3 separate regions of the Homo sapiens genome follow, and all the other regions are linked to region 2. A link is an interaction called in ENCODE POLR2A ChIA-PET data of the cell type or tissue named here. Cell type or tissue: MCF 10A. All regions are shown on one strand. Links, peaks and the distances in the headings refer to the core of each region. The heading gives the core; the rest is flanking DNA. Region 1 overlaps MFSD6 (major facilitator superfamily domain containing 6). Region 2 overlaps NEMP2-DT (NEMP2 divergent transcript). Region 3 overlaps NEMP2-DT (NEMP2 divergent transcript).

Evidence for each region. Peaks named below come from ENCODE experiments on the same cell type or tissue, not always from the same donor. Only the 100,000 strongest peaks of a DNase experiment are listed, where the experiment ranks them.
Region 1: POLR2A ChIA-PET joins it to region 2 with 6 read pairs; 8 of 35 experiments call an interaction of 5 or more read pairs at or near these places.
Region 3: POLR2A ChIA-PET joins it to region 2 with 6 read pairs; 5 of 35 experiments call an interaction of 5 or more read pairs at or near these places.

Annotation. Positions count from the first base shown.
Region 1 is chr2:190,462,252-190,472,844 of GRCh38, forward strand. MFSD6 (major facilitator superfamily domain containing 6) reads left to right here. Exons shown (of 8, transcript NM_017694.4): 4 at 7,507-7,604. It also overlaps a transcript of NEMP2 not described here. Among named protein-coding and RNA genes, the nearest start is that of MFSD6, 59 kb to the left of the region's middle. In MCF 10A, for the core only: no CTCF peak of the experiment used is centred there; a DNase peak (open chromatin) is centred at 7,140.
Region 2 is chr2:190,543,753-190,554,345 of GRCh38, forward strand. All of the region lies in intron 1 of NEMP2-DT (NEMP2 divergent transcript), which reads left to right. It also overlaps a transcript of NEMP2 not described here, the pseudogene LOC124906136 and the pseudogene RN7SKP179. Among named protein-coding and RNA genes, the nearest start is that of NEMP2-DT, 14 kb to the left of the region's middle. In MCF 10A, for the core only: no CTCF peak of the experiment used is centred there; a DNase peak (open chromatin) is centred at 4,359.
Region 3 is chr2:190,616,976-190,627,568 of GRCh38, forward strand. The region is part of intron 4 of NEMP2-DT (NEMP2 divergent transcript); the gene reads left to right. It also overlaps a transcript of NEMP2 not described here. Among named protein-coding and RNA genes, the nearest start is that of NAB1, 27 kb to the right of the region's middle. In MCF 10A, for the core only: no CTCF peak of the experiment used is centred there; no DNase peak of the experiment used is centred there.

The DNA.
Region 1 (10,593 bases), core at 2,738-7,737, 81 kb before region 2:
ATGGTTCTCAACAGGAGCCATTTAAAAATGTGCACAGGACAAATTTTAGTGTTTCAGACACTGGCATTTAGCACCCAAGCGTCAGGGATTTTAAACATCCCACAGTGAATGGTGGATCCCACACAATAAAGAATTGCACCATCCAAAATGACAGTAGCTTGTTGAGAAATACTGTTTTCATGAGAGTAATGCTTCCTTTTGCCCTCATATTTTATCAGTTTACATAAGATTATATTAAATGATGTTATGGATTCATGGAGTGCCTGAGCAAGGCAGGCTCTTTTTGAGTACAAAGAGGAAGAAGACATGGCCGTTGTCTCCCAGGGTCTCAGTCTTCAGTGTGCAACAGACTGTGATGAGTCCTCTAATGGAAACAAAGAGTGTAGCAGAGGAACAGCGGGGGACAGGAGGACTAATTATACCTGGAGACATCTTGGGAGGCTTCTTGGAAGGGATGATTCCTTTCAACAGTGGGACTCTCAAAATCAGAGGTACCAGTGCCCCAAGTCATATCTTGGAAAAAGGGAGAGAGATACTGTCAGCCCTGCTACTTCTAGATAAGCACTTGGTCTGAACATGAGCTGTAGCAGCTCCTGCCTGTTGCTCAGGTCACTGATTCTGTGGCCTTGTCTCCTCTCCTCTCTGGCCACTCTTACCACCATTCTAGCACTAGAGGAGGGTACCATGATGTAACTCAGGCCACCTTCTTGGGATGGGAATCCCAAGGAATGCCAGCTGTGGTTCTTTCAAACCAGCCAGTCCTGGAGTGGGACACAGGATGCAGGAGATGCCATGGAGAGGACAAAAAAAGGGGAGAGAAGACAAGAGATTCCAGACAGTTACAGCAAAACCCTATTCTGCTAGTGAGGGACACAGAAATCCTGGCAAGATATCCACAGTAGCATATCATGGAAGATAGCTGGGAGGAGGGGGACAGTTATGAGAAAACAAATTTTCTAGACTAAGATTTAATTCTTTCAAGGCCTATCCTTTATATTTTAGTTATTTTCTAAAGAGTTTGGATATATATTTTCTTACTCTCTTAAACTGACAATAGAGAACATCATCTTATTCAGGTCAATAGTGTGAATCAGTGATTATGTAGAAATAAGCTTCATTCCTGGGGAGGAGGGCACATCAAGTGCTTGTGCTGAGCACAGGAGTCTCCACTCTAATCAGCAGCTGATGTCTGCCACTCTGCCTACTCTAGGAAGACATCTATAACAATTCTGAAAAAAAAATTTTTTTTAGGGACAAGTTTATATAGACCATAAAAGGATAATCTGGGGCCAGGTGGATGGCTCATGCCTATAATCCCAGCAACTTTGGGAGGCTGAGATAGGAGGATTGCTTGAGCCCAGGAGTTCATGACCAGCCTGGGCAACATAGTGAGACTTTGTGTCTACTAAAAATCAAAAGTTAGCTTGGCGTGATGGTGCACACCTGTAGTCCCAGCTACTTGGGGGGCTGAGGTGGGAGGATCACCTGGGCTCTGGTGGTCAAGGCTGCATTGAGCTGTGATGACGCTACTGCACTCCAGCCTGGGTAACAGAGCAAGACCCTGTCTCAAAAATAAATAAATAAATAAAATAAAAATAAAAAGCTGAGAATGATGGAGCCCAATCTAAGGGCGCACCATATACTGTCTACCATACAGAAAACGTAATCCAGTTTATATATGAGGCAGACTGTAGACTGTGCTCCAGGGATCTGGTGTCAACAACCAGCTCTTTTCATTAGGAAATCTAGTAAAAACTCCAGCCAGGTATAGCTGAGGAAATTGCCCAAGTGGTCTGTGACCTGTCTGAAACATTGCTTTTTGAATCTTGGTTTGTTGCTGGTCTGTCTTCATCTCCCACCCTGGCCTCGAGCAACCTTGTATGCATTGGTGTGCGTGCATCTTTGCGTGAGGGCTTGCAACACAAACTGTAGACAAGTGTCAGTCTAACGGCAAATACTGAACTTCCAAGTGATAAAAAACAATCTTCATCTGGGGTCTTTCATTTGTATCCAGTGTATTATTATAATTATTTTGGGAAGTTTTGTTTCTCTGCCAGGGGCTTTGCAAAATGCTTGTTGCCATCAGTCATTAGGTGAATAGGGGTTCTCTGGTGGTGCTGCTCTTTTGCGTCTCAGATCTGGGCATTGTAGAATAACTCCACTTAGGTCTTTCTTTGCTGCTCACACCCTGTGTTGTTTCTGGAATAATATCCAGACTGTATCTGGACTGGAAAAGTTCACTTCTTTCTTCAAAAATCCTTAGACTGTAATCCTTCTTGTGTCTTTCAGTCACCCTGTCTGGCCACAGATGCTTGAGATTCTATGGTGAACCCTTGTTCGCTTTGTTTCCTCTGCCTGTGATGCTCTTTCTGCCCTCTTTGGCCAACCACTTCTAACTCAGGTGGCCTCAACCCCCAGGGTTGGCTAAGGGTCTCTCCTGTGTGGTCCCATTGCACTCTTTGGATATCTCTTAGTATATTATATTTAACTTATTTGTTTATGTGTTTGTCTTCCCAACTAGGCTGTAAGTCCCTTGAAGACCAAGTAGATTTCCTCTTCATTTTTACTCCCCTCACAGTATATGGTAGATAGTGGCATCTTAATAAATGTTTATTGAGCAAAATTTATGTTCACTGTGGTTTTTAGTGGCTTTTGGTGGGGGTGGGGGAGGGTGGATTTAGCCATATTATAGTTGGTTAAATTTAGAAAAGTAGGGTCTCACAACTAACTACACTGTTAGGAATTACAGAATGACTCATAATTCATTGTATCTATATCTTGAACACTCTTGAAAAAAATACCAGTTTTATTATAAGATAACCACAAATCAGCTTAAACTGCTAATACTGTGAATTGTGCTTATATAAGAAATTAGAATCTGTAACAATTTTTTTCTCCTACTCTTGTAGTTTGCTCAAATACAGGATAAAAAACGAGTGGCAGGTGATTTGGGTTTTCCACAGGGTAGTGTTTTCTGCTGCATCATTTGCTTCTTATCAATTGTGTTCCTCTTTATAGATAACTTCAGTTTACCAACCACCTGTTCTAAAATTGCCTTTGTTTCTTGTCTATTTTTATTACTACTGACTTCCTGTTCTGAAATAGGACAGTCATGCTGTTTTTGAGTTTTATCATTATAGGTGTTCAGTAGGTATCTATATCTCGTGGAGAGACTTTTTTTTTCAGTGTCTTGTATTTCCAGACATCAGTGCCCATAAGATTACTGATTATACATCAGTAATCTTATGTATAATCTTATGTAAAAAAATTCTAGGACCCTGAACATATGCTCATATTCAGCATAAAAAAGAATTTGATTGTCTAGAAAATGATCCAGTAAAATATGCTTTAAATTCCTTTATATTAGCAAATCCCTAACTGTATTAGAGTGAATGTGTTCATTTGCTTGGGTTACCACAAAGTACCACGGTCTGGGTGGCTTAAAAAACAGAAGTTTATGGCCGGGCGTGGTGGCTCACGCCTATAATCCCAGCACTTTGGGAGGCCGAGGCAGGTGGATCACTTTAGGTTTGGAGTTCAAGACCAGCCTGGCCAACATAGTGAAACCCCATCTCTACTAAAAATACAAAAATTAGCCGGGCCTGGTAGCATGCACCTGTAATCTCAGCTACTTGGGAGGCTGAGGCAGAAGAATCGCTTGAATCCGGGAGGCGGTGGTTACAGCAAACCAAGATCATGCCATTGCAAAAAACAAACAAAAAAACTCGGAAGTTTATTTCTTCACAGTTCTGGAGGCAAAAAGTCCGAGATCAATTGTCCGTAGGGTTGGTTACTTCCAAGGGCCTCTCTCTTTGGCTTAGGTTTTCTTCCAGAGTTTTTATTTCTTCCCTTGTGCCTGCTTGTGTCCTAATCTCTTGGAAAAACACCAGTTATATTGGATTAGGACCTATCCATATGACATCATTTTACCTAATTACCTCTTCTAAGGCTATATTTCCAAATACAATCACATTTTGAGGTACTGGGGGTCAGAACTTAAGACTTCAGCACATGAACTGGGGGAACACATGGTTCAGTCATAACAGTGCATACTATGGCAGTTTAAATATCCTATTCTGATACTGAAGTACTTTTCAGTGACTATTCAGTAAATATACGTGTACTTCTTTGCCTTTTCATAGATCCAAATGCTGTCTTTCTTTCTGCTCACAATTTTACCCTTGCTGATTTCTTGAAGCCACTGGCTTCCTCAAAATGGTTGGTGAGGAAGGAATGCGAATGCTCTTGTCTTTTGGAATTCTGGGATAAAAGTTTTGTCAGAAACCAAAGAGTATTTACTTGGATACTTTTCCTTAAGATGATGATGATGATGATGAATCATTTATTGAGTGCTTATTTTGGGCAAGTCATTGTGTCGTCATTTTCACAACAAACCTACAGAATACATGTTTTTATCCCCACTTGATATATGAGGAAACTGAGGCTCAGAGAGATGAAATAACCTTGACCTGGATACTTCTTATTTTGTGTTTTCTTTTTTAGGGTACCTGTTTGCTCCTAAAGGACTATCAATTGTGAAAGTAGAAATGTGGGAAAGAAGGGAAGGCTATATCAAATTCATAGCCACTCAGCTTGTTGATGGCAATCTGAGACCTAAGGGTCCCAGAAGTTGTGAACCGGTCACTCCAGTGACTGAATTCCATCTGGGAAGAGGTTTGAAGGCAAAGCACAATCTACCTCCTAAACTGGATCAATTGACACTGGGTTATTTTAAGCCAGGAGTTTTGGACTATGGCCTGGATTGAATTACAGTTGTCATGGCAACCCTGATTCAGAGGTGGGCTCAAAAGACAGCTTCAGGATAGACAATTTGTGAACACTAGGAAAGTGGATTACCAACATTGTTTTATGATGGGATTATATTACAGTATTACTGGGGACAGCTTGGAATGAGTTAGACCACTGGTTCTCCACCCTGGCTCAGTAAGAGAACAACCTGGGGAACTTTCAAAATGCCTGGGTTTCAACCATAGAGATCTTTATTGAGATAGGTGTGGGCCTCGGCATCTGTAGTTGTAAACAGTTACCATGGTAAATCTGATGTCCAGCCAAGGTTAAGAATTAAGGAGCTGGCTCATGCCTGTAATTCCAGCATTTTGGGAGGCCGAGGTGGGCGGACTACCTGAGGTCAGGAGTTTGAGACCAGCCTGGCCAACATGGCAAAACCTCGTCTCTACTAAAAATACAAAAATTAGCCAGGCATGGTGGCACATTCCTGTAATCCCAGCTAGTCAGGAGGCTGAGGCGGGAGAATTGCTTGAACCTGGGAGGCGGAGGTTTCAGTGAGCCGAGATCGTGCCACTGCTCTCTAGCCTCGGCAACAGAGCGAGACTCTGTCTCAAAAAAAGAAAAAGAATTAAGGAGCGAGGCCAGGTCAGTGGCAAGCTGTGGCTCACTGACCAAATCTGGCCTGCTGCCTGTTTTTATATGGCCCGTGAACTAAGAATAATAGTTTCTACATGTTTAAATGGTTGAAAAAAAACACAAGAAGAATAAGATTTTGTGACACATGAAAATTATTTTATGAAGTTTGCATTTCAGTGTTCATAATTCAGCTCTTGTTGGAACATGGCCATGCTCATTCATTTACATATTGCCTGTGGCTGCTTTCATGCTACAGCAGCAGAGCTGAGGAGCTGCAACAGAGACCATGTAGCTCGTGAAGCCTAAACTGTTTAATGTGTGGTCCTTTATAGAAAAGTGTTTGCTGACCCCTGAGTTAGGGTAAAGAGAGGCCACCCACAGGGCTGGCTTAGAATTTGTAAAAGGAGGCACAGGTTTGTTTAACTTGTGTGTTCATGTAGTATATTTTGCATTTTAATTTCCTGTGGCTTTTTTTTTCCCTAGCAGAGGGAAACTGATGAATCTGTAGCAAGTTTGTTCAATAAAAGTTTCATTAAGGCAGATTGAAACGTACTTTTCTCCTCCAAACACACAAGTACAAAGAACATAATGTCCATAGAACAAGATGACCCAGACTTTTTGTAATACTTCACTGAGAATCTGCTAAATCCCTCTAATATCTGTTGCCTATTTCATCCACACCCTTCAACTTTTTCTTTTTTGTCTTTTCTTCATCTTTCTTTTCCATATGTGAGATTAGTGATAGCTGGGTGTCTGAGAGCATTTCCCTTTGTTGATTCAGTGTTGGGAAAAAGGGAACAGTGTTTATAGGAATGAATTTTTTTTTTTTTTTTTGAGACAGGGTCTTGCTCTGTTTGCCAGGCTGGAGTGCAGTGGTGGGATTATGGCTCAGGGCAGCCTAGACCTCCCAGGCTCAAGCAGTCCTCCTACCTCAGCCTCCCAAGTAGCTGGGACTATAGGTGTGTGCCACCAAGCCTGGCTAATTTTTTTTTTTTTTTTTTTGGTAGAGACAGGTTCTCACTATGTTGCCCAGGCTGGTCTTGAACTCTTGGGCGCAAGTGATCCTCCTGCCTCAGCCTCCCAGGGTGCTCAGATTACAGGCATGAGTCAATACACTCAGTCAGGAATGATTTTAACATAAAAAGCAAGATTAGGAAAATACCACTGATTATCGTGTTGGTTTATTTCTTTTACCTTTTACTTTTCATCAAATTGGATTCAGAAAACAGAGCATTAAGGTTAGGAAAATTAACAGAAAATAGAAAACAAGGGAGAAAGATAAATCCCTACCATTAGGGTGTATTTTGTGCAGAGAAGTAGCCACTCTTTGCTTCCAAACCAGCCCATCCAGTTCAGAACGAGAGACTGAAACCTTATGCTTGGGTGCACCACTTCAGGCCTTTGCTTATTTTCTTTCTACTTATACTTTTGGCAGCGGTAATGGTGGGGGTGAGAGAATGCAAGAGGTTGGTGTATATTTATTAGTTTTGTAAACATATGATACCATGAATTTTTTAAAAGATGAACATGTATCCATTGAACTGATAGGAGAAACTATTTGATTTCCAAATAGTTTATAGTAGTTAGTGAATGATAGTTTTCAATGACCTTCAGAGTCTCCTTGTGAAACTGCTTGGTATCTTGGGTATTATGAGCAAGGCCACATTCGTGTTTACATATTCTCATTTTTATCCTTCCTTCCCCCATTGTAGTGAAGTGGTTACAATCCCAGGCATAGTTCTCCTACAGCCACCTGGAAGGAAGCCAGTAATGTCATTACTGATGGCAGTGCGCCCAGACTATCTTAAAAAAGCATCATCTCTGCTACAAATTAAGTTTCAGGAAGGGTGATGTTCACTTTTATATTAACAAGCATTTTGAAAAGGCTGAGGGCAGATATGTTAGAAGCCATCTTCTTATTCCTAAATTCATGCTTAAATGTAATTGTCCTTCAGTTTTCCCACTCCTGAGTTTGGAGTCTGCTGGATGATGGGTGGTTTGGGGAAGGAAAAGGTAGGTAATATTTGCATGTTTTGTACACATATTAGATTGTATATTAGGGACTCAGTTTATTTTCCTTTGCTTTTTTTTATTTTATTTTTATTTTTTATTTTTTTTTAGGGTTCTGTACATTGGCCTGGCCTGCAATACGGCTCGCTATATTTATATTTCCTACCTGGAGAATGCCTGGACTGTTCTCCCCATGGAAGTTCTTCAAGGTAAGTTAACAGCTGGGATTGAAATTATTTCTCTGCCTTCCCTGAGCTGTGGCTAAAAGCCCAGTGGCCTTCAGCATCTGATTCTATAAAGGAAGGGCAGGCCTACTGTTTCATGTGATTTTGAAGTGGTTGTTAAGGAAGAGATGACATCAGGAGGGATGGTTCCTTGGTTACCTGAGTGCTGCTTTGTGTTGAGCCAAACAAAGCTGGACTTGATCCACACCCTTGTGATTAAACAAAGGAAGAGGAACTCTAGAATAAACTCCTGTGCACAACTATTAGACATGGACATCCAAGGGTGGTTTTAAGATATAAAAATATTTATCTTTTAAAGTTTTTGGTGTTTTTAGTTTTGTAGGTTAACTATAGTTACTGAAAAAAAGATTGTTGTCATAATTATTTTATCTCTTCAGTTATTTTTATCACATCTGGTGACTTATAACTAAAGTTTTATAGCCACACCGTTGTTTTTCCATGAACTTTAAAAAATCTCTGCTCAAATGTCCTGCCCTGAGTTCTCTTTGCTTCAGTGTACTGTCTCCCATCAAGACACAACTGAAAAAGTTTCTAGAAGGCTCTTGTCATGTAGCTGAAGAGTGCTGAAAAAATGGATTACTATTCAAAGCTCATTGCCATGTTAGCTCATATAGTACTGACCACATCCTGAAAAGTCCTGATTGGCATCATGATTAAAATAAAGGTTCAGGACAAGATCGCTGGAGTTGAGTGACGGTCCAGGCTACTAAATCATTAATTGCACTAAACAGTCTGTGATTTGATTATATACGATTTCATTAGCTTTATAGATTGCCATTATCATTTTCCCTTACCCTAAGGAGACAAATGCGGTGTAATCAATGTGATTAATTGTCATGATGAAAGATTGAGAATTTCAGTCTTTTAAAATGAAAGATTCATAATTATACATCTAAACAGAATGTACAAAATGCCAGCTCATTCATCAAATTCATCATAGCAATGAAAAAAGAACTTATCCTAATTGAAAGGAGATATAATTTATATTCACATTATAATTATAAAATTCAAGTATATATATATATACTTTAAGATGCTTTTCTCAGATTTGATGCAATGGTGTAGCTAGTAAAAGGAGATTCTGTTTACAAATATATAGAAAATGGAAACTTGGTCTTTAATAATAAGAAATTATTGTTTCTAATAATTAGAACTCTGGAAGGGTCTTGAGGGGAGGCACACATCTCAGTTTTGTGTCATTTAAGAATAACAGGAGGGTGGAGCCAAGATGGCCGAATAGGAACAGCTCCAGTCTACAGGTCTCAGCGTAAGTGACACAGAAGACTACTGATTTCTGCATTTCCAACTGAGGTACCGGGTTCATCTCACTGGGGATTGTCAGGCAGTGGGTGCAGGATAGTGGGTGCAGCGCGGTGAGCGTGAGCTGAAGCAGGGCGAGGCATCACCTCACCCAGGAAGCACAAGGGGTCAGGGAATTCCCTTTCCTAGCCGAGGAAAGGGGTGAGAGATGGCACCTGGAAAATTGGGTCACTCCCACCCTAATACTGTGCTTTTCCAACAGTCTTAGCAAACGGCACACTAGGAGATTATATCCCGCACCTGGCTTGGAGGGTCCTACGCCCACGGAGCCTCCCTCATTGCTAGCACAGCAGTCTGAGATCAAACTGCAAGGCGGCAGTGAGGCTGGGGGAGGGGCACCCGCCATTGCTGAGGCTTGAGTAGGTAAACAAAGCAGCGGCTGGGAAGCTTGAACTGGGTGGAGCCCACCACAGCTCAAGGAGGCCTGCCTGCCTCAGTAAACTCCACCTCTGGGGGCAGAGCATAGCCAAACAAAAGGCAGCAGAAACCTCTGCAGACTTAAATGTCCCTGTCTGACAGCTTTGAAGACAGTAGTTCTCCCAGGACGCAGCTTGAGATCTGAGAACAGACAGACTGCCTCCTCAAGTGGGTCCCTGACCCGCAAGTAGCCTAACTGGGAGGCACCCCCCAGTAGGGGCAGACTGATAACTCATACGGCCGGGTACCCCTCTGAGACAAAACTTCCAGAGGAACGATCAGGCAGCAATATTTGCTGTTCACCAATATCCGCTGTTCTGCAGCTTTCACTGCTGATACCCAGGCAAACAGGGTCTGGAGTGGACCTCCAGCAAACTCCAACAGACCTGCAGCTGAGGCTCCTGACTGTTAGAAGGAAAACTAACAAACAGAAAGGATATCCACACCAAAACCCCATCTGTACGTCACCATCATCAAAGACCAAAGGTAGTTAAAACCACAAAGATGGGGAAAAAACAGAGCAGAAAAACTGAAAATTCTAAAAATCAGAGCACCTCTCCTCCTCCAAAGAAACGCAGCTCCTCACTAGCAATGGAACAAAGCTGGACAGAGAATGACTTTGATGAGTTGAGAGAAGGCTTCAGACGATCAAACTACTCCGAGCTAAAGGAAGAAGTTCAAACCCATGGCAAAGAAGTTAAAAACCTTGAAAAAAGATTAGATGAATGGCTAACTACAATAACCAATGCAGAGAAGTCCTTAAAGGACCTGATGGAGCTGAAAACCACGGCACGAGAAATAGGTGACAAATGCACAAGCCTTAGTAGCTGATTTGATCATCTGGAAGAAAGGGTATCAGTGATGGAAGATCAAATGAATGAAATGAAGTGAGAAAAGAAGTTTAGAGAAAAAAGAATAAAAAGAAACGAACAAAGCCTCCAAGAAATATGGGAGTATGTGAAAAGACCAAATCTACATCTGATTGGTGTACCTGAAAGTGACAGGGAGAATGGAACCAAGTTGGAAAACACTCTGCAGGATATTATCCAGGAGAACTTCCCCAATCTAGCAAGGCAGGCCAACATTCAAATTCAGGAAATATAGAGAAGCCACAAAGATACTCCTCGAGAAGAGCAACTCCAAGACACATAATTGTCAGATTCACCAAAGTTGAAATGAAGGAAAAAATGTTAAGGGCAGCCAGAGAGAAAGGTCG
Region 2 (10,593 bases), core at 2,122-7,121:
TTGGAACCAGAAGTCTCATAAATTCTTTAATTCCATTAGACTATTTCCATGTGATGTGAAAAAGATGACAATTCAATTTTCAGCCTCTGCTTTTTTATTTCTATGGTTCTTGCTCTTTATAACTAATTAATTTTCAGTAACTGTCATGGGCTATAATCAGTCACTATGAATCAGAAGTAAAATTCAGCTCATGTGAGAAATTATTTAGGAGCTTTCACTTAGCTTTTAGGTAGAACATTTAATTAAGTTAAAAGAAAATGGCAAAGTTCTACTACTTTAGGTTCTTTGATAAAGAAAAATTTAGTCTGTTACTGCAATAATACCAGCCAATGCCATAAAGATTACAGAGGCTATGTGTCATCATTTCTTTCTTTCAAAAATCCCCAGTTTTAGAATTTTACTCATTAAAAGACAGAGTATCTGAGACTTCTCCATAAAAGAATAAAAATAGAAGTTGATTTGTTGTATCACGTTTTTCTTAGCATATTTCATTTAGAAAATATTTTGAAATTGACTTGCCATATACTAGTTCAGTAATTTTAATAAGTCATGTCAAAACTAATAAATAGGTTATTTCAATAAAAATAAATGATATTGTATAGGATTAGAATAAATATAATTTATTAAGAAAAAGGTAATATGTCCTCTATAATAAATTGCTAAAGCTCTTGGTAAAAAAAAATTGGTTAAATTCCTGTAAGTTGAGAGATGTGGAATTTTTTTAAGTTGTGATTCTCAAATTTTGGTGTGAATGAGAGTCCCATCTCTAAAGATTCTTATTCAGTAGGTCTGATATATAGCTTGGGGATTTACATTTATGATTCTGAAGCAAATATTCTTTTGACTATACTGTATTAGTGGTGAGAAAAAATACTCAAAAGTGATTGGTGATTACTGAATCATGGCTGGAAAATAGTATTAATGGGAAAAATAGTATAATCAGTTAATCTGAAAAAAGCAAAGTTGAACAAATACAGTGCATCTAAGAGTACATTTAAGGTAACTAAGATACAGGAAACTGGTCACCAGTTATTTATTATTTTTTTAAAAAGTAGCCAGGTGTGGTGGTTCATGCCTGTAATACCAGCACTTTGGGAGGCCATGGCAGGAGGATCACTTGAGCTCAGGAATTCTAGACTAGCCTAGTCACCATAGTGAGACACTGTCTCTACCCCCGCAAAAAAAAAAAAAAAAAAAAAAATTAGCTGGGTGTAGTGGCACACACCTGTAGTCCCAGCTACTCAGGAGGCTGATGTAGGAGGATCACTTGAGCCAGGAGTTCAAGCCACAGTGAGCTATGATTACGCCACTGCATTCCAATCTGGGCAACAAATCAAGACCCTGTCTCAAAAGTAAGTAAATAAATAAAACAAAAAAGTAAGAAAAAAAAAGATTTATTTTTCAGTTAGTAGGTTTAGGATTACACTATAAATAAAATTTCCCAGCATTGGGACTCTAGTTTGTCTCTTGCTTTGACACCATCCGATCTCACCAACTCCACTTCACTTGATTCCTAAGGAGCCTCTGCCAAAGTTTTCTTTGCAACTAACACACCATTAGGAAACATTTTTTTCAATCAGCCATTCTCTACTATCTAGCGTTCTCTTTTTTCCCCCCACTGGGGTAATTTCTTTTAAGATGATTTACAGTGAGAGAAGATGAGTTATATTTCAAAGTTTATTTTCTTTCAAGGAAACCTACAAACAGCAGATATCCGTTTAGTTTAAGTTACTTAACTGCCTTTCTTAGTCGTTTTTTGATAATGAAAGAGATTTATGTATGATTCAGGAACCTTTCAATTCAGTTAAGACATCGGGATTGTCTCTTCTAGCTTTCAGTTCTTGATCATGCACTTCAGAATATCCCCAGCAATCACAATCTATGCAGAAAATTCTTCAATCTATTTTCTTTCATGTGTTTTTGGAAAGAACTCAAATATTTTTAAAAAGGGGTGGGTGGAGGTTGGGGAACAGAGATATAACAGTGTCTCAGATTTTGTTCTGCTTCTATGTTCTCTCTCTCTCTTTCCCTCTCCCTCTCTTTCTTTTTCTTTTTTAAAGTCAGTTCTCCAGAGCCTCTGTTTTCATTATTGCTGTCTCTTTGTACTCCGTATCTGGCTACATTCAAGTATGTTACAGAGTTTTTATACAGATCTTTCACTCCCTATTTTTCTAGCACATTATTGCTGGTCATAGGAGTGGAATGTCAAAGAAAACGCAACCCAGTGTGGGAAAGAAATTTATAATCTAGATACTCCTAGTATTTTATTTTACAAAGAAAATTGACATAATAGAATCTATTTGTTCTACACTGTTTCTATAACAAAATCACAATTTCTAGATTAGTCATGTTTCAAAAGAAACCGTGGAAAGTGGAATGTATAAATAATTCAACAAATACACAGTCAGCCCCTCCATATCTGTGTGTTCCGCATCCATGGCCTTACTCAACCACAGACAGAAAATTTTTTTTTTTAAAAAAGAAAAGATGGCTGCATCTATACTGAACACATACAGACTGTTTTCCCTTGTTAGTCCCTAAACAATACAGTATAACAACAATTTGCTTGGGATTTACATTGTATTAGGTATTATAAGTAAACTAGAGCTAATCTAAAGTGTATGGGAAGATGAATGTAGGCTATATACAAGTACTTACTGCAACATTTTATATCAGAGATTTGACTGTCTCTGGATTTTTGTATCATGGGAGGTCCTGGAATAAGTCTCCCACAGATACTGAGGGACGACTATACTTCTAAGTTTTGCTAATGTCGTTAATCATATTTTGCCAATAAAGTCCATCTACCTGAAATTAGATATATTTTTGCTTACACTATGCAAAGTCTCTAACGTTAGATGAAAATGAATAATTATTATTATTTGGTACATTTCAGTTACTTCCCCTACCCCCACCCCCATTTTATTACATCTGTTTACTGTGATTTATAGGTCCTGTCCTTAGCAATAGAGTCAAGAAATCTACCTGTATTGTTGAGGTATATATTAGCTAGGATATTTCCAACTACAAGTAACAAAATGTATAACTAAAAGTGTCTTAAACAAAACATTTATTATGTTGTGTGCACGGAAGTCTCAAAGCCAGTTGATTCAGTAGCTTAAGCATGCTCCCAAGGACCCAGGCTGTTTTCAGCTTCTTTCCACCACTCTCCACTTGTTGGACTTTGTCCTTAAGCTTTTGCCTTCATAATTGAAAAAGGCCGTCCTTGCTGCTGACACTGGGTTCTCACACAATCACAACCAAATATAGGGAGGACTATCTCCCTTTTCATCTCTTGAATGGGGAAGAAAAGACTTTCTTGAAAGCTCTCATCTTCACCTTCTCGTCAGACTCCTCAGACTTTCTGGTCCCATGTATTTTGGTAGCCTATACCCTTGCTAAAAGCGGTGGAGCGAGTGTCTGGTATTTTTAAACTTTATAGTGGGAAGTGGTTTCATAGAAGACAAAAACTGGAATAGTAATAGGCAGTGGAGAAAATCACTATGGTGATATTTTTGACAGCTCCCCAGAGCCTTCATAAATGTGTGAAAATGGTAATCTGAAACTTTATGGTGACTTAATAAATGAGTTTTATTCATTATTCTAAACTTTGACAAATGTATTTTCTATTTTGAAATATACACACTGACTCAAAATGGGAGTTGCTTCTGCACCAATTATGTATTTTTCCCCTATTAATCCTGTTGAGTAGATTGAGATAACATCTTTATTTTAAATCATTCAATTTCCTAAATAGCAAAATTGCAAATACTTTTTATTCTTTTGTTTTTGAGATGGAGTTTTGCTCTGTCACCCAGGCTGGAGTGCAGTGGTGCCATCTTGGCTCACTGCAACCTCCACCTCCTGGGTTCAAGCGATTCTCGTGCTTCAACCTCCTGAGTAGCTGGGACTACAGGTGCACTGCACCACACCCAGCTAATTTTTTTTCTTTTTGTATTTTTTAGTAGTGATGGGGTTTCATCATGTTGGCCAGGCTAGTCTCAAACTCCTGACCTCAGGTGATCCGCCCACCTTGGCCTCCCAAAGTGCTGGGATTACAGGTGTGAGCCACCGTGCCCATCCACAAATACTTCTTATTCTTATAATAAAATAAGAAAAATTCGATAAAGGAGGATGGGTTATCATGAGGAAAGTAAGGAAAAGATAATAGGAATGGCAGAAAAAGAAAGAGGAGATAAAAAAGGAGAGGTGGGGTGGAAAGAGCAGTGACTAATCCAGATGGTCCAGTGTGAGAAAGCTGGGTTAACTAGGTCACTTGCCACTTGGAATGACAGGCAGGATAAGCCATTAAGACAGTGGAGCAAATAGAAGGAAAGAGGGAGGATGTAGACTCCTTTTTCAGGCATGCATTCTGCAGGTTAGAATTTGTCTCTCCTAACCACATTGTGGTTGTGTCCCTGGAACTACATGTTCATATATCTTGGCATTAGGATTCTGATGGCACTCCTTTTTTTTTTCTTTTCACTTAAAGATAATTTGCCTAACACTAATGTTTAAAACAATCCATTTAAAATTTAAGCCTCTTAACTTATTTCAGCAATAATTAAAGCAAGGTTAGAATAGGCCAAGGAAAATTTTATACCCTGAGTTTCAAAGGGCCAGACCTAAGTAATGAGGGCTTCATAAATATGTATTCCTCTATGTAAAATCTAAGCCCACTTTAGGGCAAACAGCTCATCTAAACATACTAATTTTCTTGGATTTGTTTTAAGATTTAGAGGTTACTCCTTCCCCTCCATTTCACTGTTTCACCTGATTCTTGCCTTTTCCTAGTTTTCCCTCTTTCTACTTTTTGCTGTATATAGTAAGTACTGAAATATTATAGGTACTTTTCATTATTTTTCAATCTTGAGTAATACCAATGAGAGAATCTTGTTAAAATTCTTTGTTGTGATAGCGATCTTTTATGTTAAACAGATTTTTGTTACTCTTAATCTTTATATCTATCATGAAGTAAAACAGATTTAGAAAGCTATACAAAAATAAATGTGTGCTTAGTGGGTTATTATACAGCAGACATGCTGGTAGCCATCACCCAAATCAAGAAGTAGAATTTTCCAGCTACTCCAGCTCTCCATGTGCCTTGTCCCAATTTCAAACCTCTTCCTACTCCAAAAATATCCACCATCCTGATTTTTATAATAATCACTTTCATGTGTTTGTTTATAGTTGTATGAACCAAGTGTACATCCATAGACACTATATTTTTGCCCATTAATAATTGTTTTGGTTGTCCCTTAAGTCTCTCATATCCACCTGTTCACCCCTCCACTTTCTCTTTTCCTTATGATATATCTATTGAAAAACTAGAGCTGTTTGATATGTAGTTTCCCACAGCTGAGTATCACTGTTTTCATACTTACAGTGCAGTTTGGCATGTGCCTCTGTTCTCTGTTCCTGAAAACTGGCAACTGGATTCAAAGGCTTCCGCAGACTTGGGTTTTATCCCTTTCAGTGAGGCTATAGGTTTTGTGTGTGTTCTTTCATAAAATGTCTGACTGACTCTCTTTTTGTGACATTAGGAACTATTGATATCTAGATCCACTAATTCATTGGAGGTTGCAAAATGTTGACACTCAAATTCCGTGATTTCTTTTTCATATATTAGTTGGAATACTTTTATAAGGAAATGGATCTCCTCATCTACTATTTGGCTACCCAATGGTGCAGTTCATGTAGAAAAGGCAGGATAAGTGATTGGTTCTTTTCCCCTAATTTACCAGTTTTCAAGATAATTAATTGGTTCCTTTTCATCCTCTGAAGCTGAACAATTCTTTGTTTTTTTGAATAATATTATCATGAACTCATGGATTTCTATATATTTAATAAGATTTCGATGAATAGCAATTATTACTTTTTTTTTCCTGAAGCTCAAATTGTCCTATCTTCGACCAATAGGATTCTCTTCAAGTTGGCTCCTGAGCCCTTTTGACATATCCTAGTAAATTTTTGCCAGTTTCTTTGATATCTGATATCAGATATTCCAGGATCATTTGTATGGTTCCTTCCCTAGACATGGAATCCGTCATGTCTCCAAAAAGTCCTGATATATTTGAAATTAGATTTCAAAGCAAAACGTTTGGGAAATAAAATTTCAAGACTACAGTCCAGGCATTAATGCTTGGTTCTACCTGGTTGGTTATTGTTTCTGCAACTTTTCAGTAGCAGAACTAGAAAGCCTGTCTACTGATAAGTATACATATTGATATAACTCTACAAATAAAATATCTAATGATCACACTGATATTTCTAATGAAAGTTCAGGACTATGGGGTTTTTTACATAGCTTTATTTATACTACATTGCATCTCTTTTCCCCATATCAAGATTCCTAGTTCCCAGGTATACAGTAGATGACAGTGTCTTAATCTGTTTGGGGTGCTATAACAAAATACTATAAACTGGATAGCTTACAAAGAACAGATATTTATTTTTGACAAATCTGAAGGTTGGGAAGTCCAGGATCAAGATACCGGTAGATTCCATGTCTGGTGAGGGCCTGTTTCCCAGTTTATAGGTGGCTCCTTCTTACTATGTCCCCACCTGGTGGAATGGGTGAACAAGCTACCTGGTGCATCTTTTATAAGGGCACTAATTCCATTCATGAGGGCTCTGCTCTCACAACCTAATCCCCCGACAAGGCCCTACCTCCTAATACTATCACCTTGGGGGTTAAGATTTCAACATATAAATTTTGGGGGGACACAAACATTCAAACCATAGCGATGAAATTAGAATATCTCATAATTACTCATTAACTTTATTCCACGTTACACACACAACAGGATCAGAATAATAATACACATACTACTACCAATAGCATAAGAACAAAATACAGCTTAAAGTACTTTTTTCATATCATCTCCCTTCTCTATTTTTTAATAGCAGTGCTATATCTGCATTTTGTACAAATGTAGCCTTTACATGTTATGCTCTCTCTTAACTCACACTTATTATTAGTTTCAGGTAACTGTCTTTAATGTATACCATCAGTCCTCATGTTGATATATCTTTTAATGATCTGAAACTCATTCACTAGAATCTTTAGGAAGGGCTAAAAAACAGTATTCTCAAAGTTTTTGTCTTCACTCGTTTGTGTGGATGCCTGGTAACCTAGTCATTGTAAATATTGTTCAGTGGCTTTTATAGTTGAGCATTTTAATGTTGGTTCATATTGTATTCCTTGAGTCTCTTTAGTATGTTATTCTGTTTTCTTTTGGCATAAAGTATTGTTGTAAAAAATATGATGGTAATCTAATCTTCTTACCCTTACAAATCACTTGCTGGTTTTGACTTCATAGCCAATGGACTTTTTTTTTTTTTTTTTAAGTTCATCCATCTTACTAGAAATACATCTTGGTGTTATTTGTTGTAGGTCAATATTCTCAGCTACATAGTGTGCTTTTTCAACATATAGTTTCATATTATTGTTTAGGGAAAATTTTCTCCAACTATAGTTTTAAATATTTGTTTTGTCCCCTTGTTTTACTTTTCTTCTTCATAGATTCTGGTTATTTGTGGTTGAATCTTCTCATCCATCTTCAATATTTGTCAATTTCTCTCTAATGGTTTTAATCTTTTTCTTTATTTCTTTTTCATTTAATTTTTTTTTCTTCTTTTTTCAATTTTCTATTTCTCCTAGGGCAAAGTTTGTTTTGTTTTCTTTGCTCTTCTGTTTCTCCTAGTATAGTTTCATTTCTGAAATAATTTTTATTTTATTTCTAATTGTCCCCTGAGTTCTGCCACCTCAATTCTGAGTTTTTAAAATTTGGATTAATGTTTGCATTTCATTTCTTGTATCATTTTCTTAATGTATTTTAGCTTCTTTTGAAATAGAAAGTTATAGTTTAGATTTGTTCTGTGAGCATGTCTTTCTTGTGTAGGGATTTTTCTGCTCATTTTTTCCCCTTAGGAATAAGTGCAAGAGATTTCGCCTCAATACTTTTCTGTTTTAAATTTTTACATGAAAGTGTCTTTCCATAACTGTTAGTAGGACTGATTCGTGATTTTTGGGTAGCTTCTCTAACTTCACACAAACTCCCTCTTCTGTTGTTTTTATGTATTAAAAAGAGTCAGCTTGCCGTATAAGATTTCCTGGTTCTATTCCCTCCTCTCCCGTTATCTGGGCCTCCTTTATCAGTTGTTCTGCTATCCATGTCTCTGTCCAGCTCCATTTTGATTCCACTTGGTATTTCTCTTTAGTGTGACCCAGTCCTGGAAGGGAATCCTGGAAGGGAGCCCGGGCAGGTCATGTTTCTAGAGAGAAATCGTAAGATCTAGATTGCTTAAGCACTCTCAGTCTTTGTAGCAGACCTTTTGCACTCACAACTTGTGGGTTGGGCAAGACCTACCCACGTGTTTCCCAGTAAATAGCTGTTGCTGTTTTGGGCTTCCCTCATTCTCAAGTCTGTCAAAGTCTGTCAAGTTTCATTGCTTCCCCCCTTGCTTCCTCCTGCTCAGATGCTGATATAATTCAGGTCTTGTGGCTGTTTGGTGGTTCGTCTTCATTCATCAGTGTGGATGCCTGGTAACTAGTCATTATAAATATTGTCTCTGAGTTTTTTATTTTGTTAAGTAGTTACTCTGTTTTTATGTTGAGATTTGGATTTTAAAATATACTGCTGCCACTGTCATCTTCCCAGAACCCACTGAATAGATTAAAAATATTCTCTTCTTTGGCTGGTCAAGGTGGCTCCTGCTGTAATCCCAGTGCTTTGGGAGGCTAAGGCAGGAGGCCAGGAGTTCAAGACAAGCCTGGGTAACATACCAAGACCCCATCTCTACCAGTGAAAGAAAAATAGCCAGGAGTGGTGGCACACACCTATAATCCCAGCTACTTGGGAGGCTGAGGCAGAAAGATTGCTTGATTCCAGGAGTTCGAGGCTACAGTGAGCTATGATCCCACCACTGCACTCCAGCTTGGGCAATAGAGTGAGAACCTATCTCAAAAAAAAAAAAATTCTCTTTGCTACGTAGAATCCCCATTTTCACAAGAATCAGAAATGGTAAATTGGTATTAACTTTCTAAGCTTTGATAATGTAATTGTAACTTCAACAGTTTAGGGAATGTGTTCTCAATGTTATAAAATCCTCTAAGAATTGTATAGCAGTGTATTTTTTTCAGTCTACTGCTGGTATGGTTAAAGAGAGAAAATATCTGTGTCCTAGAACCAGTTAAAAAAAATTAAGTGTTCCAAGTATTAATGGAAACCAAATTTACACAAAACTTTGGTACAAAGCAGTTCGTAAGCAGAATATTATAAAAATAACAATTTCTTTTTTTTTTTTGTGAGGGGTTTTCCTGGAAAAGCTGCTAGACAAATTCTAAAAGAGCTGTAACACTAAAAAACAACAATTCTTATTATTGTAGAGGAAGAGGTCTATTTACACAGTGTTTTCACATACACTACCTCATTTAATCCTCAAAATAGTCCTCTTAGGGAGATACTGTTATTATGCATTCCATTCTTCGTCAGAAAAAAAAAATTGAACTTAGAGAACTCAAATGACTTGATTTAAGATTGTAGCAAGAAGGACTCTTACCACCTCTACCTGCAAAGTGTTCACTTTTCCACCAAGGGCTCAGCTTTGGTGAGATCCCTGTGTAGCATGTGGAAAGAAGTAGAAACCTGCCTAGTCAGCTCTATCAGTCATATACTCCCAGAGGACCCACAGGGTGACAGGTGCTGCAGGCAGATCACTCTCATGGTCTGGCTAAAAGCTTTGTCTAGCACCTTAAAGCCTGTAAGTGACAGGAGTGGCATTTGAATTGAGGTTTTCTGACTACAAATCCTCTGGTTTGCTTTTTCGTGCTAGCTAACATCCACTTCAGCAGAGAGCTTTGTGGAGCCTGTAGCTTGAGCAGCTCCAGGTGGCATCACAAAATCTGCGTGTTGCTGAACATGAGTAGCTTTGATTCATGATAGGTGTGAGAGGACCATGTCAGAACATTTCTGGTGATTGTGGCAGCATTTCTCAAACATTTACTCCTGAGTGCTCCGAGAGGCAGAGAGGAGGATCCTGTCCTACATCTCCATGGACTCTTTTATTACATTCTAATATTTTTACCTTAAAATTCATGCTGAGAGAGATTGCTGGCAAGATGGCTGAATAGGAACAGCTCTGGTCTACAACTTCCAGTGAGATCAATGCAGAAGGCGAGTGATATCTGCATTTCCAACTGAGGTACCCAGTTCATCTCACTGGGACTGGTTGGGCAGTGGGTGCAGCCCAAGGAGGGCGAGCTGAAGCAGGGTGGGGCATCGCCTCATCCGGGAAGCACAAGGGGTCAGGGGAACTCCCTCTCCTAGCCGAGGGAAGTCATTAGGCACTGTACCATGCACTCCGGCCCAGATACTGCGCTTTTCCCACAGTCCTCACAACCCACAGACCAGGAGAGTCCCTCCAGTGCCTACGTCACCAGGGCCCTGGGTTTCCAGCACAAAACTGGGCAGCTGTTTGGGCAGATACCGAGCTAGCCGCAGGAGTTTTTTTTTCATACCTCAGTGCGCCTGGAACACCAGGGAGACAGAACCGTTGACTCCCCTGGAAAGGAGACTGAAGCCAGGGAGC
Region 3 (10,593 bases), core at 3,653-8,652, 75 kb after region 2:
AAAGGCAGGTGTGGTGGCTCGTACCTGTAGTCCCAGCTACTTGGCGGGACTGACGGGGTTGGATCGCCTGAGCCTGGGAGGTTGAGGTTGGAGTGAGCCCCGATCGCGCCACCGCACTCCAGCCTCAGCAACAGAGCAGGACTCTGTCTCAAAAAAAAAAAAAGAATATTTGAAATATTGAATTTTTAATTTTCCTAAAAAATACTTACATCATTGAATTTATGAAAATTTCTATTCCTACCCCATAGATAACTTACTACACTTCAGTTTTCATTAAAGTCCACTACCCAAGAGTCTTCCCAAAGCTTTTGTGTCATCTGAAGTCAAGGTCTATTTGAAGGCTGAGTGATTTTTTTTCTGAGAAGTATTCTTGAAAAGGTCTTATCTATTTGGAAATGCTTTAGGACAATCAAAATGGAGGAACAAAAGTTGGATTTTATATTCTTCCTTTCCCTTTCTAGTCTCCTCATTAAAGAATACCAGGATTTCTCCCACCCCTACCCTTCCACCTCCCACATTATCCTGCCCAAAATTAAATTACTCCTTTCAGAGAAACTAGGAATATCCAATGGAATGAAAAAGATTTTGCCTGCAGAGAGTTTCCATTTGACCCCTATTTAATTTGAGTGTCATTTTCATTTCTTGCTCCAACCCTATTTATACTGTCTAAATCCTCAGACGTTTCTCTGGGGAAATTTACTCAGAATAAACCCACAAATTTTCTAGAAAATAACTTAACAAGATTATATATTTTAAAAACAAGTTTTGATATTCCCTTTGGGCTAAAGCCTCATTTTTCTTAGGGTATCCATGTAGGAATTGAAATTTCTTTGGTTGCAGTAGTCATTTTTAACCTTATCACCACGATTACTGCTATTAAGTATTTAGCCTACATTTTTATGATTCAATCTTGGAAATGGTTTTTACGGTTTCATGATCATTTCCTTAATTGTTTCCATTTTTCAGGCTTTTACTATGACATTAGCTACTGCCCATTCTTTAAACTGCCTGAAAATGAGGACTTGAATTTTATTATCAAGTAGCTAAATGGAAAATCAGTCTCCCAGGATTCTTAGAGGGGCGTAGGAGAGACCTCTGAACGTATTCTATCTCATTACAGAGCTGGCTCAGAAGCCCAAGACCTGAGCAGGTTCTCTACTTTGCTTGCAGCTTATCAGTGTGGTAACTCATCAAGGCCTTAGCAAAATCATCCTGCCTTTTGGCTGTTTGCCTCATTGTTTGTTTAGTGTAGACCGAGTTACAAATCAAGTCTTATCTTCCTTTGTCAATCAGTTCTTCCCCTTTGCCAGGTGTTCTAAGCAGTTTCTTGCCTCTCACTGTCAGTTTCTAGCAGTTCCTGGACTCTCAAGGTCAGCATGGAGCACTACAGTATATCTCTCACAAGGATCAATGACACTTTATGAGAAACACCTAAACTCTCCCACCAAAACTTAAAAAAGGTAGAGCACTATTGTGACTTTTCATGTATCTCAATCCCTTCTGCTTCTCCCATCCCTCCTTCCCGCTCTTCGACCAAAGATAAATTATTAGCTAGGGATAGATGATATTATCTTTGGACAAAGGAGATAATTCCCCATTATCTACCTTTTTTTATTTTTAATTGAGACAAGTCTCACTCTGTTCTTCAGGCCAGAGTACAGTGGCACGATTATAGCTTACTGCAGCCTCGATCTCCTGGGCTCGAGCAATCCTTCTGCCTCAGCCCCTCAAGTAGCTAGGACTACTGGCACGTTTCACCAAGCCCAAGTAGTTTTTGATTTTTAATAGGCACAAGATCTCACTATGTTGCCCATGCTGATCTTGAACTCCTGGACTCAAGCGATCTCCCTGCCTTGGCCTCCCAGTGCTGGGATTACAGGCATGAGCCACAGCACCCGGCCTAACTTTTTACGTACTCTGTGATTGCATTATTGTGTCATCTGAAATGAAAGAAGATTATTTGCTCTTTTAAAATTGTTTTTTTAAACTTGTAATTCTTGCCCAAAATGCTGAAGTTGGTGAAATGGAAATAAGCAGAGAATAATCTCTCTTCTATCAGAGAGAGCAAAGCTACTTCTCAACTCATACAGCAGAATTGGACTTGCTATTAAGACTCATAGTAGGACAGATGTGGTGGCTCACACCTATAATCCCAGTACTCGGGAGGCCAAGGTGGAAGGATTGCTTGAGCCCAGGAATTTGAGACCAGCCTGGACAACATAGTGAGATTTCGTGTCTACTAAAAATAAACAATTAGCTGGGCGTGGTGGTGCATGCCTGTAGTCCCAGCTGCTTGGGGGCTGAGGCAGAAGGATCACTGGAGACCAGCCTGGGCAACATATGGAGACACCTGTCTCCACAAAAAAAAAAAAAAATTAGCCAGATGTGGTGGTGTGAGCCTATAGTCCCAGCTACCTGGGAGGCTGAGGTGGGAGCATCCCTTGAGTCCAGGAGTTTGAGGTTGCAGTGGGTTATGATTGCATCAGTGTGCCCCAGCCTGGGTGACAGAGTAAGACCCTGTCTCAAAAAATAAAAAAATTAAAAAAAAAAGACTCATAGCAACCCATTTGTTACTTGGCTCTGAAATCATGAGATGAAGTTAAAAGATTTTTTTTAAATGTTATGCTTTGCTCTTCCAGTTGTGATTGTTATATACAAATAATGCAAAGCTGAGCAGAGTCAAACCTGGGGTATGTGCATGGTCAGTTCCAAAAATCAGGATACATGATTTTTCATTCTGCTATCTAAGGGACAGGCTCATGGGGCAGCCAGGGGCAGAACTTATTGGCCCCTAGACATTATATAGTACTAAAGGCAAAGTGCCAAAAGTTGAGAGTGGGAGATGAATATAGGCCACTGAGAAAAATGGCAAGCTATGAAGTAACAGAAAGTTGGAGAATGGTCTCCAAAGCCATTCAATGAATCCTGCCATACTGTGTTTTCCTTGGCTCAGACTGTTTTTACCTCGGTGGCCAGCCCTGCATTGGCTCTTGGGTCTCAGCTTCTTAAAGGTACCACTTAGCACCTGGTGGTTCTTATTCTGTAAATCGATGCTGTATCATCATTGTCATCAAATCAGCAATTCTTTTCCAGGATGCAGACCATGTCCTAATTTGCTTAATTTTCCCTGGGGAACTAAGCTCTCAGTTGGATGTGATAATGTCTTCTCTTCTTAGAAGTTTGTCGAGACAGTTTTCTAGAGTTGACACCTTTACTGACTTCCTGCTGTCTATTTTATATAACAGGCATGGCATATGCACTATCAAAATTCATGCACAAACATATTGCATACTACAAGCATAAGGATAGAATGGAAATAAGCTATTATATTTACCTACCCCAATCAGTTGTTTGCTCTCATGTGGTGGGAGATATGGAAGAATGCTCAGGGGAAAGGAAAAGAGAGAGAAAAGTTTCTTCTGCAACATCCAGCCTTTTCCAGGAAAAGCAAAAAACAAAAACAAAACAAAACAAAACAAACAAAAAAACAGAGAATCCGTCTCTAGTGGGCATTGTTTCCATACCTTATTACAAATAATGAAAAGGACATAAAATCCCAAATGAACTTTCAGATCTCATTTGTTTTAACAATTCAGCCCTGACCATGAATGGCATTTAAAGAGAGTTATAGAAGGGAATTTAATGAACTGATTAAGGTCATCTACAGAAACCTCACAACTAGCATCATACACAATAGTGAAAGACTAGATGATTTTCCTTGTCCAGAAAAAGACAAGAAGGCCCACTCTTGTTACTTTTATTCAACACTGTACAAGAAGCTCTAGACAAGGCAATTAGACAAGAAAAAGAAATAAAAAGCATCCATATTGGAGAGTAAAAAATGAAACCATCTTTATTTACAGATGGCATAATATTGTATACAGAAAATCCTAAGGAATCTATTAAAAAACTATTGGAAGTATTAAATTCAGAAAGGTTGCAAGATACAAGATCAAAATGCAAGTATCAATATACTTCTATATGCTAGCAATGAACAATATGAAAATGAAATTTCAAAAATTCATTCATAGTAGCACTAAAAAGGATAAAATAATAAATTTAACAAAATGAGTAAAAGATCTAAAAGATCTACACCAACAAATACAAAATACCATTGAAAGAAATTAAAGAAGATCTACATATAGTCATAAGTTGTTTAATGATGGGATTATATTCTGAGAAATGTGTTGTTAGATGTAGGTGATTTTGTTGTCATGCGAACATCACAGAGTGTACTTATACAAACCTAGATTGTATATAGCCTACTATACACTCTGCAGATATATGGCATAGCCTATTGCTCCTAGGCTACAAACTTGTACAGCATGTTACTGCATTGAATACTGTAGGCAACCATAGCATAATGGTAAACATTTGTGCGTCTCAACATATTAAAACATAGAAAAGGTAGAGTAAAAATATGGTATTATAATCTTATGGGATCACCATTATATATGTGGTCTGTCATTGACCAAAATGCCATTATAGTGGCACATGACTGTAAATGGAAGACATCCTATGTTCATGGGTTGGAAGACTTAATATTGTTAAGATTATAGTACTCCCCAAATTGACCTATATATTCAATGCAATACATATAAAAAATTCCATCTGTCTTTGGGTTTTTTTTTTTGCAGTAATTGGCTCATATGTCCCTATTTCAAAATTTACTACAAAGCTACAATAATCAAGACAGTGCAGTAGTGGCATAAGTATAGACATAAATATCAATGGAATAGAATTGAGAGTCTGGAAAGAAACCTTCACATGATGGTCAATTAATTTTCTACAAGGGAACCTGTCAAGACAATTCAAGGAGAAAGACTATTCTTTTTAATAAATACTTCTGAGGGCTGGGCATGGTGGCTCATGCCTGTAATCCCAGCACTTTGGGAGGCTGAGGCTGGTGACTCACCCGAGGTCAGGGGTTCAAGACCACCCTGGCCAACATGGTGAAACCCCGTCTCTACTAAAAATAAAAATTAGCTGGGCAGGGTGGCATTCACCTGTAGTCCCAGTTACTTGGGAGGCTGAGGCAGGAGAATCACTTGAGCCTGGGAGGTGGATGTTGTAGTGAGCATGCCACTGCACTCCAGCCTGGGGAGTGAGACTCTGTCTCAAAAATAAATAAATAAAGTGCTGAGAAGCTGGGTGTGGTGGCCCATACCTGTAATCTCAGCTACTCAGAAGGCTGATGTTGGGGGATCACTTGAAGCCAGGAATTCAAGACCAGCTGGGCAACATAGCAAGATCCTGTCTCCAAGAAAATAAAAATTTAAAAAATTAACTGGGTGTGGTGGTGTGAGCTTATAGTCTCAGCTACTCAGGAGGCTGAGGTGGGAGGATCTCCTGAGCCCAGGAGGCCGAGGTTGCAGTGAGCTATAGTCATGCCACAGCACTCCAGCCTGGGTGACAGACAAAAACCAAGGCTAGAGTGCAGTCTCTTAAAAAAAAAAAAAATTAAAGGCTAAGACATCTAGATATTTGCATGCAAAAGAAAGAAGTTGGATTCTGACCTTTCATCTTATAGAATAATTAGCTCAAAATAAATCAAAGGCCTAAATGTAAGGGTAAAAATTATAAAACTCTTGGAAGAAAACATTAGAGTAAACCTTTGTGACTTGGGATTGGGCAGTGGTTTCTTAGATATGACACCAAAGCACGACAACAAAAATCGGACATCATCACCATAAAAAACTTTTGTGCTTCAATAAAGGGAAAGACACACCACGGACCCTTATCTAATAAGGAATTTGTATCAGAATATATAAAGAATTCTTAAAAGTCAAAATAAGATCAAAAATTAAAAAACAATTTAAATGGCCAAAGAATTTTATTCAACATAATACTGGAAGTCCTAAGCAGAGCAATTAAGCTAGAAAAAAAATAAAGAATATCCAAATTAAAAATAAAGATGTCAAATTATAATGTTTGCAAACAATATATTAGATTTAGAAAAATCTAAAGATTCCACCAAAAAACTAGAACAGACAAACCAATTCAATAAAGTTTCAGGATATAAAATCAACATACAAAAACCAGTAGCATTTATATATGCCAACAGTGAACAGTCTAAAAAATAAATCAAGAAAGCAATCCTATTTACTATACAAAATACCTATGAATAAATTTAACCAAAGAAGTGAAAGATTTATGCAATGAAAATTATAAAGTACTTATGAAAAAATTGAAGAGGACAAAACAAGGGAAAAATGTTCCATGCTCATGGATTGGAAGAATTAATATCATTAAAATGACCATACCGCCCAAAGCAATCTGCAGATTCAATACAATCTCTATCAAAATACCAATGACATTCATCACAGAAATAGAAAAAAAAACCCTAAAATTCTAATGGGACCACTCAAGACCCCAAATAGCCAAACCATTCCTGAGCAAAAAGAACAAAGCTGGAGGCATCACACTACCTGACTTTGAAATACACTACAAAGCTATAGTAGCCAATAGAAAGGCTACTGGCATAAAAACAGACACACTGACCAATGGCACAGAGTAGAGACTCAGAAATAAATCCATGCATTTACAGCTAACCCATTTTCAACATAGGTGCCAAGAACATATATCAGAGACAAGATGGCCTCTTCAATAAATGGTGGTGGGAAAACTGAATAACCAGATGCAGAAGAATGAAGCTAACCTCTATATCTCATCATATCAAAAATTAAATCAAAGTAGATTAAAGACAAATCTAAGACCTAAAACTATGAAACAACTAGAAGAAAACATTGGGGGAAATGCTTCGGGACACTGGTCTAGGCAAAGATTTTTTGGAAAAGACCTCAAAAGCACAGGCAGCCAAAACAAAAATAGACAAATGGGGTTATATCAAGTTTTAAAAAAACACAAAACCTCTGCAGAGCAAAGGAAACAATCAGCAAAGTGAAGATACAACCTACAGAACGGGAGAAAATATTTGCAAACTATCCATCTCACAAGGAATTAATAAGCAGAATATAGAAAGATTCAACTCTATAGCAAAAAACAATCTGATTAAAGAATGGGCAGAGCCAGGCACATGGCACTCATCTGTAATCCCAGCTACTTAGGAGGCTGAAGCAGGAAGATTGCTTGAGCCAGGGAGTTGGAGACAAGCCTGAGCAACATAGTGAGACCCTATCTCCAAAAAGGAGTTGGGGGGCAAAAGACCCAAATAGATATTTCTCAAAAGAAGACATACAAATGGCCAACAGGTATTAAAAAAATGGTCAACATCAGTAATCATCAGGGAAATGCAAAGCAAAACCACAATGAGATATCATCTCACCCTAATTAAAATGGCTTTTATCAAAAAGACAAAAACAACAGATGGTGGTGAGGATGTGGAGAAAGGGGAATACCCATACATTGTTGATAGGAATGTTAGTATAGTCACTATAAAACAGTATAGAAGTTCCTCAAAAAAATTATAAATAGAGCTGCCATATAATCTAGCAATCCTACTGCTAAAGACTTAAGTCTTTAATCCATTTTATCCAAAAGAAAGAAAATCAGTATATGGAAGACGTATCCACATTTTCATATTTATTACTCTATTCACAATAGCCAAGATATAGAATCAACCTATGTGTCCATCAATGGATAAATGGATAAAGAAAATGTGGTACATATACACGGTGGAATATTATTCAGCCATAAAAAATACAATGCTTTCATTTACAGCAACTTGGATGGATCTGGAGGTCATTATGTTGAGTGAAATAAGCTGAGCACAGAAAGACAAATACCACATGCTGTCATTCATATGTGGGAGCTAAATGTGGATCTCATGGAGGTAGAGAGTGGATTCATGGTTACCAGAGGCTGGGAATAGTAGGGGTGAAGGAGAGACAAAGAAAGGTTGGTTAGTAATCACATGAAAAGATTCTCAACCATATTAGTTATTAGGGTAATGCAAACCAAAACCACAAGAAACCACTTCACATCCATTAAATCATCTATCATCAAAAAGATAGACAATAAAAAGTGTTGACAAGGATGTGGGGAAATCTGAATCCTCATTTATCGTTGGTGAGAATGCAAATGATGCAGTCACTTTGGAAAACAGCTTGGCAGTTCCTCAAAAAGTTAACCATGGAGTTGCCATATGGCCCAGCAATGCCAGTGCTAGGTATACACCCAAGAGCACTGAAAACATGTCTACACAAAAACTTGTACACTCATGTTCACAGAACATGATTAATAGTAGCTAAAATGTGGAAACAACCCAAATGTCCATCAGCTGATGAACAGAGTGTGTTATAGCCATACGATGGAATATTATTTGGCCATAAAAAGGAAAAAAGATAGATGAACCTTGAAAGTATTATACTGAATGAAAGAATCCACATAATGTATGATTCCATTTATATAAACTGTCCAGAAGAGGCAAGTCTGTAGAGACAGAAAGTAGATTAATGGTTTCCAGGGGCCTCAGAAAGGGGGAATGGGGTAATTGCAAATAAGCATAGGGCTTCTTTTTCGGGTAATGAAAATATTCTGGAACTAGTGTCAATGGTTGCACAACTTTGTGAATGTACTAAGAACACTGAATTGCACACGTTGAAAGGATGCATTTTTGATATGTGAATTACATCTCAATAAAGCTGTTATTTTATAAAAGAAAGAAAGGAAAAGTAAAAGCAAGCTATACAGAAAAAGATAGCTAAACAGCTATCTATGATGCTTTAGGCCACCATCGTCCCTGGCTGCTTCAATGCTGTCAGGTATTTACATTGATTAGCTTCTGTTTAGTTGTGCTTTTTTTCTTTCTTTTTAAAATTTGAGGCTTCAATCCAAGCCATCTAGCCAAATAAATTCCCAAACATGTGTTTCTGACACATGGCCAAATAATCTAGATTTAGAGAGGAAATCATGACCAAATTAATTTTAGTCATAAATTAACAGACAGGCAGCTTCTAGAGACCCAAATATGTCTCTTTTTCAAACATGGTGACTGTCTTACTCCATTCAGGCAGCTGTAACAAAAATACTATAGACTGGGTGGCTTAAACTACACTTACTTCTCACAGTTCTGGAGGCTGGGAAGTCCAAGATTAAGATGCAGATTCAGTGTCTGGTAGGGACCAGCTTACCAGTTTATAGACTGTGGTCTTCTGACTATGTCCTTACATTGCAGAAAGGGGTGAAAGAGCTCTCTGGGTCTCTTTTATAAGGGCACTAATCTTATTCATGAGGACTCTGTCGTCATGACATAATCACCTCCCCAAAGCCACACCTCCCAATGCAGCACATTGAGGGTTAGGATTTCAACATATGAATTTTGGGGGGACACAAATATTCAGTCCATAGTAGTGACATAGAAGCATTAAATTAATAGGTTTCCTTTAGTGCAAGGATAACATCCTGAAAATAATAATTAATTTAAAAGTTAAAATGAATAACAAATGGAATGAAACACACACAGACATTTAAATGTACCCTGAGGAATGCCCTTTTATATTACCATATTAAGAGTGTCGAGAGAGAGAGAGAAAGAGAGAGAGAGAGCTTTACCTGTGGGTGTATAGTAATTTTGGGTAGTTAAGCAGCACCCTTCTTTTGAGTTGCTCACAATGCTTTATAGCATTCACTTCAATTGTGACAACACTCCTGTGGGTGGCAGGCATTGTACTAAAAGTGCGGTACAGCTGCAGGTCAGACAACCCAGGGGCACACAGTTTTCACATGAACAGTTTATAGCACAGGTGGGTGCCGAGCCCACAGGGTCGGTCCAGTCATGCCTCATCCACATCTGACCAAGGTGGCATCTTCTTGGACTGATGAGCTCTCGAATGAATAACAGTTTTGAGTTCCCATTATTCTGGGTTTCCCAAGTGTGCGTGCCATATCTGAAACAGATGGTCAGTATTACAGGATGATGACGGTTTTTAATGGTAATAGGAATCACATGATTAACACTTCCTGAAAAGAACTGGATTACATATTGAAAATTGGACCTCAGCTCTTCAAAAAAATATTATTTGATTTCCTGTCTCATTTCCAGAAAATCATAGGAATACTGAAAGTCTGTGAAGAGTATTTTGAAATGGATTAACATCTACACTTGTTTTTTGTCACACTGATCTCTAAGGCCCCATTCAACTATTTACTTATTTGGCAGTTATGGTACTTTCTCTACACACCAAAAGCCTGGGGAGGGACATGCATGCAGGGACAACGTCCATTTTATTTTCCCGTGTTGTCCCAAGCTTAGCACTGTGCCTGGCACATAGAATGTGCTCAACAACAGTTTTTGAATAAATAAATCTTGCAGTATTTTGCTTTATAAGACTTTTCTTTGACTATATGGCACTCCAGTTGGAGTTCTATTTATCATAACAACCCCTTCTAGGAATGCTTTTGTTGCACAGATAATGTGTTTTTATTTTTCCAGATTTCTTTCATTTCTGATTTACTCTGACCATTCACAAAAGGATATTAAGATTTGAAGATTTCCAAACACCTCTGGTGAGGGAATTTCTATAAGTGTTCAAATGTTTCTTGACTACATTTTAAAAGGTTATTTATATCTGCAGTATTTTTGGCACTTAACAAGTAATAACATATTCATATTACATCAACACTTACTTCATT